2 separate regions of the Homo sapiens genome follow, and region 2 is linked to region 1. Evidence: chromatin contacts called from ENCODE Hi-C or POLR2A ChIA-PET data. All regions are on one chromosome and are shown on one strand. Each heading gives the region's core, a stretch centred on a gene start or an enhancer-like site at or near the end of the contact. The rest is flanking DNA. Distances are from core to core; before and after follow the strand shown. Region 1 holds the start of NFYC-AS1 (NFYC antisense RNA 1). Region 2 overlaps SMAP2 (small ArfGAP2).

Region 1 (3,200 bases), core at 19-2,518:
TTTGAGCTTCAGTTTTATCATTTGTAAAATGGATACAATCCTGATGCCTTTGGACCAAGTGGTCACGGAAATGAAAGAGATAAGTATGAAAAAATCCATGCTCATAGTAGCTGTGGTTTCCAACTGCGTGATAAAACTTTAAAATCTGCATTCAAATAAGAACAACTATGTCGACGTAAGGTTACAAGCTAACTATTCTTGGTAAGTACTGTTCTTTATTCTAGAGGACATCACTTTACAGTTTGGTGCTAAATGCTCTTTTATGAATTTAAGGTGCCAGTAGCTGTCTACTTGAACGGCATGCTTAATCTGGAACGCCATGTCGACCTTCATCCCCCAGTTCTTTCTCCCCAAATTAAAAACACAAATACACACACACGCCCCTACTTAGTTCCTAAAACTCAAGGGCACGCGCACACACCTACTTATTTCCTAAAATTCAAGCTCGCACCAAGGAGATCCACAAGGATAGGCAGGGTGGTGGAGGTCACTGGGCAGCGCCTCCGGATCCCCCGAAAGGGGGCGGGGTCAAAACTCAGATCTCGAGCTCCCGAAAGGGGGCGGGGTTAAAACTCTCAGATCTCATTCCGCCTCCCTCTGTCGTCGCCCCTTCCCAATTCTCGCGAGACCTCAAGGAGCACAGCTTCTGCGCACCGCACGATACTGGGAGTCCAGGCGCCAAGGGAGGGGGAAGGGAAAAGGGGAAACGGTGCAAACGGCGTGGCCGCCATCTTGCTTGTGCCCCCGCTTCGCGCGCGCTCCGTTCTCCGTGACGCACACTTCCCCCTCCCCTCCGCCGCGCCTGGGCCTCTGCATTGCCCGACTCCGTAGGAGCGCGGGGGCGGCTCCTGCTCTTCCTGGACTCCTGAGCAGAGGTGTGTGAGTGTGCGGGAGTTTCTGTGCGAGGGTGATAGGGAAGCGGCGGCGGGGGGAGGGGCAGCGCTTCCCGCCTTCGCCAGAGACCTCACTTCCTCGCGCGGCCGCTGCTGTAGCTCGGTCCGTCCTGCCCGCCGCCATGTTGTGCTCTTGCCTGGCCCGCTGCTGTCGCCGCCGCCGCGCTCGTGGGGTCCGTGTGCCTCGTCGGCCCGGCCCGCGGGCTTTCTCCCATTGGCGGAAGGCGACGGCGGGGGGGCTCGCTCGTGATTGGTCGGTGGCGGGGAGGCCGCGGACCTGGCACCTTATTGGACGCGCCAGCTCCGGTCTAGGGGGTGATGAAGGAATCTGAGGCTGCGGGGATGCGCGCGTCTTGGGCTAGGGCGGCTGGGGCAATGACCCCCTGCGGCGCAGGCGTGGGGTTGCGGCGAGAGGGCGAGCCTAGAGGCTTTAAGGGGGAAGAGAGGGTGATGGCCTGGCAGGTACTTTGGGGGTAGCTTAGGCCATGGCCTGGGAATGGGGGACACTCACTTTCAGAGGTGCTTTTCCTGGTACATGCATGGCCCAAGATTGGGGTGTGCAGGCCCTCAGGGTTCCAGGCTTGGAAACACCGAAACCCAAGTGACAGGCTGAGAGTCTTCGAGATCCAGGGTTGCTAATGTGACCCAGTTTGGAAGTGGCCCTGAAGTCCACGGTGTGAGTGTATGGTGTAGGAAGAAAGGCATCAGGGCTAGGGGCATAGCTGAACGGTAGAATCGGATCAGGGATTTTGCTGGAGAGTGCAAGCATTCAAACACTGAGGTTTTGGTGGAGCCCTGGAGTCCAGAGTCAACGGACCTGGGATGTGATGTGAGGAGCAAGTAAACCGAGAGAGGAATGCTATTGAGAAGTGTGCTCTGTCCGAGCCTAGGAAGCACAGCATTAAGTAGTATCAGATTTAAAGTGACAAAATCTGATATAGGAAGCATTTTAGGGGACATTTTCGGACTTGGGAAGTGTATTAATAGAACAGTTATACATTATTGAGTCTCAGGACCATACAAGTAGTTTTGAGATGTTGTATATGAAATTTGCTGCTCTAGGAAGGATACAGGTCATGGCTGAGTTTCCAAAGCCACATTAGCAAATATTAGGTAGTTGGTAGTTATTTGTTGAGTAAATATTGTTAGGTTCCCCTTTAAGGGAAAGGGAGCTAGCCAGAAATTTTCGGTCTTGGTTTATTTCCTTGTATATGTGCCTAAAAAGTATACCCATTCCCATGTGTACTTTGAATTTTTTGTTTGTTTTTTCAAATAAGCAGCTCCAAACCAAAAAAAAGCCCATGCATAGCTTCTTAAGGAACAGGACTTGTCAACACTTTCTGGTTCATATTCAAAAAGTTTTTATTCCAATCCAGAGTCGTTCCAGTCAACTTGTTGGGAATATGTTCTTTTCCACTGAATCTGAATCGTAGTTACTTGTATTGCTTTACATTTGCTCGTCCCAGTGTGTGAGGGCCATGGAAACACATTTATGTTAAACATCTGTGTTTTCCTAATTTGTTTTTCCTTGTTTTTGTTAGGTAGTCCTTTTTAGCTTTAGATGGTACTCTTCTGTTTTCATACCAATTTCAAGAAACTCCTAGGGTTTTCAAATTTAGTTTTATGTGAATGCAACTACATTTTCTGGAGAAGGGAATTGATAAGTAGCAGAGGAAGAGAATTGCTATTTTGGGGCATATTTTAACTCCAATAGGTAGGCATTATCGTCCCCATATTGCAGATGAGGAAACTGAGGATCAGAGAGTTTAAGTAGCTTGTCTGGTGTCACTCAGTAAGTGGTTGAGCTAGAATTCAAACCCTGGTTGCCTGATGCCAAAGCCTGTAATTTTATCTGCTACATCAGCTATCAACATAAACCTGACTAATGAAACTTCCAGATAATTTTGTATTTCCAAGTGGATCATCTACTTTGATTTCTGGGTGTTTAGAGTGTATAAAATGGAAGACTATAATTCTTAAGAATTTCTTGTGCTGCTTAAGGATTCAGACCACAGAATTGTAACCATAGAGAATATGGGTTCTTCAGCTAGGTATTCAAATCATATCCCTTGGCTTCTATTGTGAAAGGGAAGATTTACCAAGTAAATTGCTGCATTTTTTCCTGAATCCAGGTAGATAATGGGGAAAAATATGTACAGAAACTTGAAGAATCTGCATTCCTTAAAACCAAGCTTCAGAATATTGCAGATAGTCTTTCTGTATGTGGAGGTAATTTATGCCAAATGGCGAGGAACTACCAAGTGCCTAGTGTAAAGAGCTCACTGGAGAGGTTTTTCAAGCATCACC
Region 2 (3,239 bases), core at 45-2,544, 290 kb before region 1:
TCAGACAGAGCCTTGCTCTGTTGCCCAGGCTGGAGTGCAGTGGTGGGATCTCGGCCCACTGCAACCTCCGCCTCCTGGGCTCACGTGATTCTCCTGCCTTAGCCTCCCAAGTAGCTGGGACTACAGGCATGTGCCACTACGTGTGGCTATTTTTTTTTTTTTTTTTTTTTGTATTTTTAGTAGAGATGGGGTTTCACCATGTTGGCCAGGCTTGTCTCAAACTCCTGACCTCAGGTCATCTGTCCACCTCTGCCTCCCAAAGTGTTGGGATTACAGGCGTGAGCCACCGTGCCTGGCCCATTTCTTTTTTTTTTCTTTTCTTTCTTTCTCTTTTTTTTTTTTCCTGACTCTTAACACCACTCAATGACCCATCTTTACAAAAATAAAAAATTCAGCTGAGCGTGGTGGCTCATGCATCTAGTCCCAGCTACTTGGGAGACTGAGGTGGGAGGATTGCCTGAGCCTGACAGCCCAAGGCTGCTGTGAGCTATGATCGCACCACTGCACTCCAGCCTGGGTGAGAGAGTAAGACCCTGTCTCAAAAAAAAAAAAAGAAAAGAAAAGAAAGAGTGAAAAAAAGAGTAAAGGGTAAATGAAAGTTCATAACCTTTAAAAAAAAAGTCCTTATCTTTTAGAGATATATGCTGAAGTATATACAGATGAAATGGTATGATATTTAGGATTTGCTTCAGAATAATCCAGGTTGGAGTTGAGGGGCAGTGGGTGGGAGTATAGCTGAAACAAAATTGGCTAGGAGTTGATAATTGCTGAAGCTCATGGTTAATTATGCTCTGCTTTCGTTTGTTTGAAATTTTCTGTAAGGTAAAAACCAAAAGAAAGGGTAGAAGAGATGTTACAGTCGGGTTTAGACTGGGGAGCCAAGGAAAGACTCCTTTGAGGAAGAAACATTTCAGCTGAGACCCTTGTGATGTATAGGAGTTGGCCAGGCTGCAAGTGGCATTTGGCAGTTAGGGAAAGAGTTTTTTTAGGCAGCAGGAGCAGCATGTACAAAGTCCAGCAAGCCCTGAGGAAGGAACATGTTGGTCCCTTGAGGAAATGAAAGAAGGCTGCTACCATAGGAATTGAGAGGCTGCGGAAGGAGGCATGGGCTAGACCTTTAAGACCTTGGAAACTATGTTAAGGATTTTGTTATTTAATCCAATAGTAATAGAAGAATTTTAAGCAGCACAATGTGGCTTTGCTTCTTTAAGAGCTCAAGTTGGCTGTTTGGTGGAGAATGGTTTTGGTTTGGGCTCAAGGGAGAAGAGAATGTAAAAGTGGAGAGAGAGCTATTAGGAGGTTATTGCAGTGGTCCGAAAGAGTCTGGTGGCTTTAGATTACAGAAATAGTGATACAGATGGAGAGAAGAGATACTGATTTGACAGATATTTTTGTCTTGGTGATGTGGGGGCTGAAGGAGAGAGGTTTCATGATGCATAATTTTCTGACTGACGCAATGGAATGGATGGAGGTGTAGTTGACTAAGATGAAGAAAAAAGGAAGAGATTTTGTAGCAAGAGATTGAGAGCTTAGTTTGGAATATGCTATTCAGAAAATGTGCACCAATTTACATATTTACCTTTGTGTATGAGACTACATGGAAGGTTTATATTTAGAGGTGTGATCTGTACAGATTTGTGTTTTAGAAAGATTATTCTGGTGGTGGGATTCTGGAGACTAATTGCTTGTTAGTCTGTGAGCTTTTTGAATTGAGGAATCTCATCCTTATTTTCTCTGCCTTTGTATCCCCAGTACTTAGCAGGCAAATTGCTTGGCACATAGGTACACAATAAATAATGTTAAGAGAACCAATGCTGGTTGGGCGCGGTGGCTCACACCTGTAATCCCAGCACTCTGGGAGGCCGAGAAGGGCGGATCACTAGGTCAGGAGATCGAGACCATCCTGGCTACCAAGGTGAAACCCCGTCTCTACTAAAAATACAAAAACAAAATTAGCCGGGCGTGATCGCGGGCGCCTGTAGTCTCAGCTACTCGGGAGGCTGAGGCAGGAGAATGGCGTGAACTCGGGAGGCGGAACTTGCAGTGAGCCGAGATCGCGCCACTGCACTCCAGCCTGGGTGACAGAGCGAGATTCCGTCTCAAAACAAACAAACACACACAAAAAAGAACGAATGCTTATAGGTGAGACATGAGGTCTAGGTAGAAATGGATAGATTCTGGAAAAGTTTCCAAGATAGATTCCACAGGATTTGGATGGAAGATGGGAAAGTTCTCTCCCTTCGCGTAGCCTGCCCGTTGAACTTTTTGACAGGTCCGTTATGCCAGCAGGTCTAAATATAGGTAGCCATCAATTTATCAATGTTTTTTCCTCCTCAATATTTATTTGTTTGGAACTCCATAGATTAGAACTCAATGATATAATTATTATAATATTAGTAGTAGCTTGAAGTCCTCCATCACGCTAGTTCCCCTTTTCTGTCTGCTGAGTTGTCAATCCCAGAGCCCCTCTAATCCTGGCAGCTTTGGTGGTGGGGGAAGTTTCAGCAGCAAGAGGAATTTGCAGCAGTAGTTACTCCGTATGTAGAAGCTGTCCAGATGTTGAATATAAGTTGGATATTACGTATATGCTTTTCATTTTACAAATGGAGACATAAGCCCTAGAGAAACTTGTCAAAATACATGCAACAGGTCCGTGTAAACCCAGATTTTTCCGATACTGAACTGGTACTTAGGACAGTTGATTTCTTGACTGATCAACCAAATCCATCTCCATCTACTTTTTTCATTTTCCCTGATCCCTTATTGCAGAGTGATTCTATGTTAGTTTTAGTATTGCTTGATGCTGCCCACGCCTGCTCTTAGGCTCCTGTTGAATATGTGCACTTATGTGTGACCTTGTTCTTGTGTTGTGCCGATCACTACCAGTTTACATCACTTGTCTATCCTCTTTGCTTTCAAAATTGTTTGGCATATTGCCTCTCAGCATTTCTTTTCATTTTAAATTTCAAAATGGCATCTTTTATATTTTTTTCCTTGATTGCCATGACCAATGTGTATTAAACAATTGGTTTATCTCTTTTTATTGATACATAATAGATGTACATGTTTTCAGGGTACAAGTGATATTTTGATACATTCACATAATGTGTAATAACCAAATCATGATAATGCTATATCCGTCACCTTAGACATTTATCTTTTCTTTATGCTGGGAATATTTGAATTATTCTCTTCTACCTATTTTGAGATATATGGTAGATTATTATTTACTATAGTCA

The links. A loop is a pair of places that touch in the nucleus more often than their neighbours do. ChIA-PET counts read pairs that join two places held with the same protein, here RNA polymerase II (POLR2A). Pooled maps may share reads with other maps.
Region 2: a loop to region 1 is called in a pooled map, with 4 times the contacts of the local background. The contact joins the enhancer-like site here to the promoter of NFYC-AS1 in region 1. A Hi-C loop is called at or near these places in 4 of 37 single-sample maps with no recorded cell type and 3 of 50 pooled maps. POLR2A ChIA-PET finds 5 or more read pairs at or near these places in 3 of 52 experiments (H1, PC-9 and activated CD4-positive, alpha-beta T cell).

The regions. Positions count from the first base shown.
Region 1 is chr1:40,690,993-40,694,192 of GRCh38, forward strand. NFYC-AS1 (NFYC antisense RNA 1) reads right to left here and starts at 1,269. Exons shown (of 1, transcript NR_024567.1): 1 at 1-1,269. NFYC (nuclear transcription factor Y subunit gamma) reads left to right here and starts at 712. Exons shown (of 10, transcript NM_014223.5): 1 at 712-875. It also overlaps a transcript of RIMS3 not described here. RefSeq lists a silencer at 1,120-1,219 and enhancers at 1,460-1,629, 1,650-1,699.
Region 2 is chr1:40,399,162-40,402,400 of GRCh38, forward strand. All of the region lies in intron 1 of SMAP2 (small ArfGAP2), which reads left to right. Among named protein-coding and RNA genes, the nearest start is that of SMAP2, 27 kb to the left of the region's middle. Within about 2 kb of position 1,295, at least 3 of the 41 ENCODE cell types and tissues checked have a DNase peak (open chromatin) inside an H3K27ac peak, as active enhancers do.